Linked DNA regions of Homo sapiens: region 1 is linked to region 2. The links are chromatin loops, found by intact Hi-C in ENCODE. Cell type or tissue: heart left ventricle. All regions are shown on one strand. Region 1 has its middle 2.1 kb from the start of TRV-CAC1-2. Region 2 holds the start of LOC124901155 (a long non-coding RNA gene).

What was found. A loop is a pair of places that touch in the nucleus more often than their neighbours do. Peaks named below come from ENCODE experiments on the same cell type or tissue, not always from the same donor. Only the 100,000 strongest peaks of a DNase experiment are listed, where the experiment ranks them.
Region 1: a loop joins it to region 2, with 2.9 times the contacts of the local background. A loop is called at or near these places in 7 of 110 quality-filtered maps.

What each region holds. Positions count from the first base shown.
Region 1 is chr5:181,092,979-181,096,978 of GRCh38, forward strand. No RefSeq gene overlaps it. Among named protein-coding and RNA genes, the nearest start is that of TRV-CAC1-2, 2.1 kb to the right of the region's middle. In heart left ventricle, no CTCF peak of the experiment used is centred here; no DNase peak of the experiment used is centred here; H3K27me3 peaks cover 1,090 bases.
Region 2 is chr5:180,867,162-180,871,161 of GRCh38, forward strand. It overlaps LOC124901155 (a long non-coding RNA gene), which reads left to right and starts at 2,613. Exons shown (of 2, transcript XR_007059089.1): 1 at 2,613-2,808; 2 at 3,801-4,000. In heart left ventricle, a CTCF peak has its summit at 2,010; a DNase peak (open chromatin) is centred at 2,020.

The sequences.
Region 1 (4,000 bases), 230 kb after region 2:
GGCCTGTCCTCAAGAAAAACTACTTTACCAGAGGCTAAATGACCTGGGGGAAGAGAAATACCCAACTCCAGCCCCGTCTAGCCCTCCTGTCCCACCTAAGAGTGGGAAGAAACTGAAAACCAGTGGTAAAGTTCATAGCCCAAGGGCACAGGCTCACTAAAAGTCTGACACCTGGGTGGTCCCAGTGGCTCACAACTGTAATCCCAGCAATTTGGGAGGCCGAGGCAGGTGGATCACCTGAGATCAGGAGTTCAAGACCAGCCTGGCCAAAATGGCAAAACCCTGTCTCCACTAAAAATACAAAAATTAGCCAGGCATGGTTGCACATGCCTGTAGTCCCAGATACTCGGGAGGCTGAGGCAGGAGAATCACTTGAGCCTGGGAGGTGGAGGTTGCAGTGAGCTGAGATTGCACCACTGCATTCCAGAACAAGACTCCATCTCAGAAAAAAAAAAAAAAATAGACTGAGACCCAACCATAAAGCTACAGAACACTCCTCGACTGAGACCCAACCATAAAGCTATAGAACACTCCTCGTCCCCCACTTTAATGCCACATCACTAAAAGCCTATTTACCAGAGTTCCTTTTATCTAGTAGTACATCATTTTGTTGTTCAGCAACAACAAAAATTACAAGGCACATTAAAAAGCAAAAAGCACAGTTTAGAGAGACAGAGCAAGCATTAGAACCAAATTCAGATATGTCAGGGATGGTACAATTAACAGACCATGAATTTAAAACAACTATGAATGATATGCCAAGGCTCTTATGGAAAATGTGGACAGCATGCAAGAACAGATGGTGATGTACACAGACATGAAAATTCTACGAAAAAAATCAGAAAGAAATGCTAGAGTTCAAACACTAACTGAAATGGAGAATGCCTTTGGTCTCATTAATAAACTGGACACAGCTGAGAAAAGAGTCACTGCGCTTGAGGACATGTCAATAGAAACTCCTAAAACCGGCCGGGTGCAGTGGCTCATGCCTGTATTCCCAGCACTTTGGGAGGCTGAGGCAGGTGGATCATGAGGTCAGGAGTTCGAGACAAACCTGATCAACATGGTGAAACCCCATCTCTACTAAAACTACAAAAATTATTTCTTGTAAATTTGTTTAAGTTCTTTGTAGATTCTGGATATTAGCCCTTTGTCAGATGGGTAGATGGTAAAAATTTTCTCCCGTTCTCTAGGTTGCCTGTTCACTCTGATGGTAGTTTCTTTTGCTGTGCAGAAGCTCTTTAGTTTAATTAGATCCCATTTGTCAATTTTGGCTTTTGCTGCCATTGCTTTTGGTGTTTTAGACATGAAGTCCTTGCCCATGCCTATGTCCTGAATGGTAATGCCCAGGTTTTCTTCTAGAGTTTTTATGGTTTTAGGTCTAACATTTAAGTCTTTAATCCATCTTGAATTAATTTTTGTATAAGATGTAAGGAAAGGATCCAGTTTCAGCTTTCTACATATGGCTAGCCAGTTTTCCTAGCACCATTTATTAAATAGGGAATCTTTTCCCCATTTCTTGTTTTTGTCAGGTTTGTCAAAGATCAGATGGTTGTAGATATGTGGCATTATTTCTGAGGGCTCTGTTCTGTTCCATTGGTCTATATCTCTGTTTTGGTACCAGTACCATGCTGTTTTGGTCACTGTAGCCTTGTAGTATAGTTTGAAGTCAGGTAGTGTGATGCCTCCAGCTTTGTTATTTTGGCTTAGGATTGACTTGGTGACGCGGGCTCCTTTTTGGTTCCATATGAACTTTAAAGTAGTTTTTTCCAATTCTGTGAAGAAAGGCATTGGTAGCTTGATGGGGATGGCATTGAATCTATAAATTACCTTGGGCAGTATGGCCATTTTCACAATATTAATTCTTCCTATTCATGAGCATGGAATGTTCTTCCATTTGTTTGTGTCCTCTTTTATTTCATTGAGCAGTGGTTTGTAGTTCTCCTCGAAGAGGTCCTTCACATCCCTTGTAAGTTGGATTCCTAGGTATTTTATTCTCTTTGAAGCAATTGTGAATGGGAGTTCAGTCATGATTTGGCTCTCTGTTTGTCTGTTATTGGTGTATAGGAATGCTTAAACAACAGGTGCTGGAGAGGATGTAGAGAAACAGAACACTTTTATACTGTTGGTGGGACTATAAGCTAGTTCAACCATTGTTGAAGACAGTGTGGCTATTCCTCAAGGATCTAGAACTAGAAATACTATTTGACCCAGCCAGCCCATTACTGGGCATATACCCAAAGGACTATAAATCATGCTGCTATAAATACACAGGCACACATATGTTTATTGTGGCACTATTCACAATAGCAAAGACTTGGAACCAACCCAAATGTCCATCAATGATAGACTGGATTAAGAAAATGTGGCACATATACACCATGGAATACTATGCAGCCATAAAAAAGGATGAGTTCATGTCCTTTGTAGGGACATGGATGAAGCTAGAAACCATCATTCTGAGCAAACTGTCGCAAGGACAGAAAACCAAACACCGCATGTTCTCACTCATAGGTGGGAATTGAACAATGAGAACACTTGGACACAGGAAGGGGAACATCACACACTGGGGCCTGTCGTGGGGTGGGGGGAGGGGGGAGGGATAGAATTAGGAGATATACCTAATGTAAATGACGAGTTAATGGGTGCAGCACACCAACATGGCACATGTATACATATGTAACAAACCTGCATGTTGTGCACATGTACCCTAGAACTTAAAGTATAATAAATAAAATGTAAAAAAATATATACAAAAATTAGCCAGGTGTGGTGGCGTGCACCTGTAATCCCAGCTACTCAGGAGGCTGAGGCAGGAGAATCTCTTGAACCCAGGAGGCAGAGGTTGCAGTGAGCAGAGATCATGCCACTGCACTCCAGCCTGGGCGACAGAGCCAGACTCTATCTCAAAAAAAAAAGAAAGAAAAGAAAAGAAAAGAAATACCTGAGGCTGGGTAATTGATAAGAAAAGAGGCTTAATTGGCTCATGGCTCTGCAGGCTGTGCAGGAAGCATACCGCCAGCTTCTGCTTCTGGCGAGGCTTCAGGAAGCTTCCAATCACGGCAGAAGGCAAAGAGGGAGCAGGCACATCACATGGCGAAGGTGGGAGCAAGAAGGCGGGGGGTGCCACACACTTTTTAAAACCTTATCAGGGGAGAACTCATAATAGGGAGGACAGCACCAAGGCCGTGGTGCTAAACCATTCATGAGAAATCCATCCTCATGATCCAATAACCTCCCACCAGGCCCCACCTCCAATATTGGGAATTACATTTCAACGTAAATTTTGACGAGGACATAAATACAAACTATATTACTACCCTTAAACAATTGGAAATTGCTTTGTTTTTGAGAAATAAAAGAATGCTGAATTCTGTTCTGTTGCTTTGGTTGTACACTTTAGTGAAAATTGAAAGGTTATGTTAATTTCTGAAGAATTATAATGATAAAAAACGGTGCAGACACAACCTGCACTTTGCAAGCATTGCAGACTTAAGTTTTTTGGGGGAAACTATACATAATTAAATAGTTTCCCAGTGAGCTCAGCCAGCCCATTCAGGGCAGTGCCCAGACATATGCTTGTGGCAAACTCTAGCCAAGCAACTTACCTACAGGAGAAAAAAAGACTCACTGTTTCAAGAGGAGCTGTGGTGCTTCTCTCCTTTCTCCTCTTTTTCTTGTATAAACCCTACATTCACCTGTATTCAACAAAATCAGCCAACTAATTGGTTTCTGTGTGTGTATTCAAGAAAATCAGCCAACTAATTGGTTTCTATGTGTGTATTCGAGAAAATCAGCCGACTAATTGGTTTCTATGTGTGTGTATTCGAGAAAATCAGCCAACTAATTGGTTTCTGTGTGTTTGTGTTCAAGTGAACGTCCACATTCACTCAGCTGTGCTGTGTCTCTGAGCTACTCTCTGACTCTGCAACCCTCCCCTTTTAAATGGTTGCACTGGACTCTGTATTCTTGTGCGCTCATACCCATTACCAAGCTCAAA
Region 2 (4,000 bases):
CTCTTCCCCGCTGGTGGGGTGTTGACGGACCTCACCTCCAGGGAAGGCAGCGTGCGGTGTGGATGGACGTGCACGTACTCTTTGCCGCAGCAATTCTCCTCTACGAGTCTACCCTGCTGGTATAGTCACACACTCATGAAATGGTGTGTGAAAAGGTTATTCACAATAGTGTGTCTAAAGTAAAAGATGGAGAAAACCTAAAGGTCCAAACTAAAGACGTGATTACATAAATTATTGTACATTCACGTGTATTAGTTTTCCAGGGCTGCTGTAAGAAAGTACCCCACACAATGTGGCTTAAATAGGAACAAGTTATTGTCTCACAGTTTTGGAGGCTAGATGTCTGAGATCAAGGTGTCAGCAAGTTTGGTTCCTTCTGAGGCTGTGAGGGAGAATCGGTTCCACGTTTTGTACCTAGCTGCTGGTGGTTTGATGGAAATCCTTGGTGTTCCTTTGGACGGAGACCACCACTTCTCCTGTTGTCCTTCCCAGCTTCTCCCCAACCTCCCCTTTTCCCTAGTTTATAAGACAGGAGAAAAGGGAGAAAGCACAGAGTTGGAAAGAAACAGAAGATAGCGAGACGACCTTGGCGCCACCACCTGGCCCTGGTGGTTAAAATAATAATAATAATAATAATAATAATAATAATAATAATAACCCCTGACCAAAACTACTGGTGTTATCTGTAAACTCCAGACATTGTGTGAGAAAGCACTGTAAAACTTTTTGTTCTGTTAGCTGATGTGTGTAGCCCCCAGTCACGTTCCTCACGCTTACTTGATCTATTATGACCCTTTCACGTGAACCCCTTAGAGTTGTAAGCCCTTAAAAGGGCTAGGAATTTCTTTTTCGGGGAGCTCGGCTCTTAAGACGTGAGTCTGCCGATGCTCCCGGCCGAATAAAAACCTCTTCCTTCTTTAATCCGGTGTCTGAGGAGTTTTGTCTGCGACTTGTCCTGCTACACTTGGCTTGTGGACACAGCACCCAGTCTCTGCCTTTACCATCACACACAGCCTTCTCACTGCATGCATGCCTGTGTGCAAATTTCTCCCTTTTTTAAGGAGACCAGTTATATCGGATTAGGGCCCTAAACTACTCACTCCAGCATGACCTCGGCTTAACTAAATACATCTGCAATGACTCTGTTTCCAAATAAGGTCACATTAGGAAGTATCTGGGGTTAGGACTTCAACATACGAATTTTGGGGGAACACAGTTCAACCCATAACAGCATGCAATGTACTACTTTCAGCCATAAAAAAGGAAGAGGGGCCTCTTTATAAAATGGTATGGGAAAATCTCCAAGATGCATGTGAAATAAAGAAATCAATGTGCCAAGCTATGTTATAATTTGCATAAGAAAGGGTGAAATGAATGTGTACATATTTGTGTATGTTCATAAAAATGTTCCTGAAAGTTCACACCAGAAACCACTAACCGGGGCTGTCGGTGAGGAGGCACCTGGGTGGCTGGAAGAGAAGGGTGGGAAGGAGAATTTTCAGTGCATATCGTCTTTATACTCCTGCATTTTGAACCACGAGAATATAGTATTTATTCAAAAATTATATGTAAACATAAATAATCCTAAATTGCATCAGATTGCTAAACTACTACTTCAAGAAGGAGTATTTCAATTTATAAAGTTTCCAACTATAAGTAAAAGCTCTTTACTCACTCACCTCCCCAGGATTGGGTTGTGGCAGGTTTGTTTTTTCTCTAAATTTGTAGGCAGCAAATAGTGTCTGGTTGTTTAATTTTCTTTACCCTTCTATCATGTGTGTCACCCAATTGAGCCATCTCTCCCAGGGACTGCCTGTCCTGTCCTTACATCAAGTCTTTCGGTACCTTTTGTAGAGTTTGTGTCCATTGTGGGAACACATTCTTTATTAAAGAAGTTCACCTTTTGAATTGGCCATCAATTGCTGTTCTCTTTCCTGCTTGCCCTTTAACACCAACAATTTCCTTTCATCCCTCAAGCTTTACATGGATGTGTAAAATCTGTGTGGCAGGTGGCGCTGTTGAGCTGGAAGGGACCGTGGGATGAATCTGGAGAAACCTGTTACCAGAGGCTCTTAAGGGATAACCCACAGTCCCTGGGAAAAGGTCTAGAAGGAGCAAGCAGCCTCCTACTGTTATCATTTCTGGGTCCTGTGGAAAGGGAGATGTCTGTGTCAGGAGTTCTGACTGACACTTACATCTAAAATGATAATCAACAACAGCGAGAAATTTTATGGGGCTTATTTTGTGCCAAGCACTCTTCTAAATGCTTTATATATATAGATACATTGAATCTTCTCAACAGCCCTTTGATGAAGGCACTGTGTGTGTGTGTGTGTGTGTGTGTATATATATATATATATATATATATATATATATATATATATGCACATACATATACCTGTTCTACAGAAGGGGAAACAGAGAGGGAAAGCAAATTGTCCCAGGACACACAGCTGGTAGTTTTGAGGCTGTGATCTTTGACATCTTTGAAATGCTCTGGCCTGGGCACCTGCTGGTTCAAGCCCAGCTGCTTGTTCTCCTCCTGTAGATATATTCATCTCTGGTTGTTGTTCACAAGCCACAGAGTGCCAAGACCAAACAGGAGGCTGTTAGGACACCACCCTTACAAGCCTCTGCCAACTTGGCAGGAGGAGGAAATTTTTGTTTTAAAAGAAAGAGAACTGGATGTCCTCTTGTACACATGGATTAACTCACAGTTTCATAAGACCTTGGGAAAGGAGAAAATCAAAGGAGCTGTCTTTCCCTAATTTGGACGGAGAGTTGGTGAAAAATGGCACCTGCTCCAAGGTATTTTCTTGAATCTGTGTTGGGCTCTGGGTTTCTTATGGGACTGGGCAGTTGTGTAATCTTTGGTCTCTGCTCCCTCATCTGGAATATAGGTAATAATAATACCTACTTCACAGAGTTGTGAAAATTAAATTAGCATATGTAAGGCACTTAGAACATACATATTGATATATTGAATCTTGTCAATAACCCATTGATGACAGCACTGCATACATCCCCATTTTACAGATGGGGGAACAGAGAGGGTAAGAAAACTGTCCCAGGACTCACAGCTGGGCAGTCTTGAGGCTCAGATCTTATGACGCCATACAGTATGCACTATCTGAGTTTTCATGATTGGTGTTGCTGTGGTCACACTCCCGGAGGTACCGTGTCTTCCTGAGGGGAGTGGATCACCTTTCTCTATCTCCCTGGGAAGCGGAAGATGTTGGGGCGGGATCTGAGGACTTGAAAAGTGCAGCCTTAGCTGGGTCAGTGGTTGACCCCTCCCTCTCTCTGGGTCTGGCTGTGTCGGAGTCCAGAGAAACACTGAGGGAGCAGGTCAGGAGCTGGCAGGGAGTGCCCCGTAGGGGCCCCACGGGACTGCCCAGGGTCTGTGGGTGTGGAAGGTAGCCTGTGGCAGGTTATTCTCCGAACAATAGCTCTTCTGAAGCATGATGGTCTGGTTGTGACTGGACTAAGGGAAAATTACAAGAAAGGCTTACGTTCATATCTGCCTGTGTGGTGCGCACCAGGGTCCCGAGTACAAAGCACTGTTACTAAACTGGAGGTGACAGCAGTGTAGACACACACAATCTGGACTGGCCCTGGAGGACACATGGAATACCTCAAAGACCCAGCAATGCTAGAAAAGCGCAATGGTGTAGTCAGCATAGTTAGACGAGGTTGCAGTAACAAATACACCCTCCCTCCCGGTGGCCTAAGACAAGAAGGTTTATTTGTTCTTCACGTAAACTTCATTGTAAGTCAGTTTGCTCTCTTCTGTCTTGCAGCCATAATATCTGGAATGTGTGGCCTTCAGAATTGCCACTGTAGAGAAGAGAAGGCTGGAAGACCCCATGGGATGCTTTAAGGGCTAGGCCCAGAAGTGCAATTACGTCATTTACAACCACCTCTCTTTGGCCAGAACCAGGTCACACAGCTCCGTTCTAACTGCAAAGGAGGCCAGGGCTTAGAAGATCTCGTGGATATT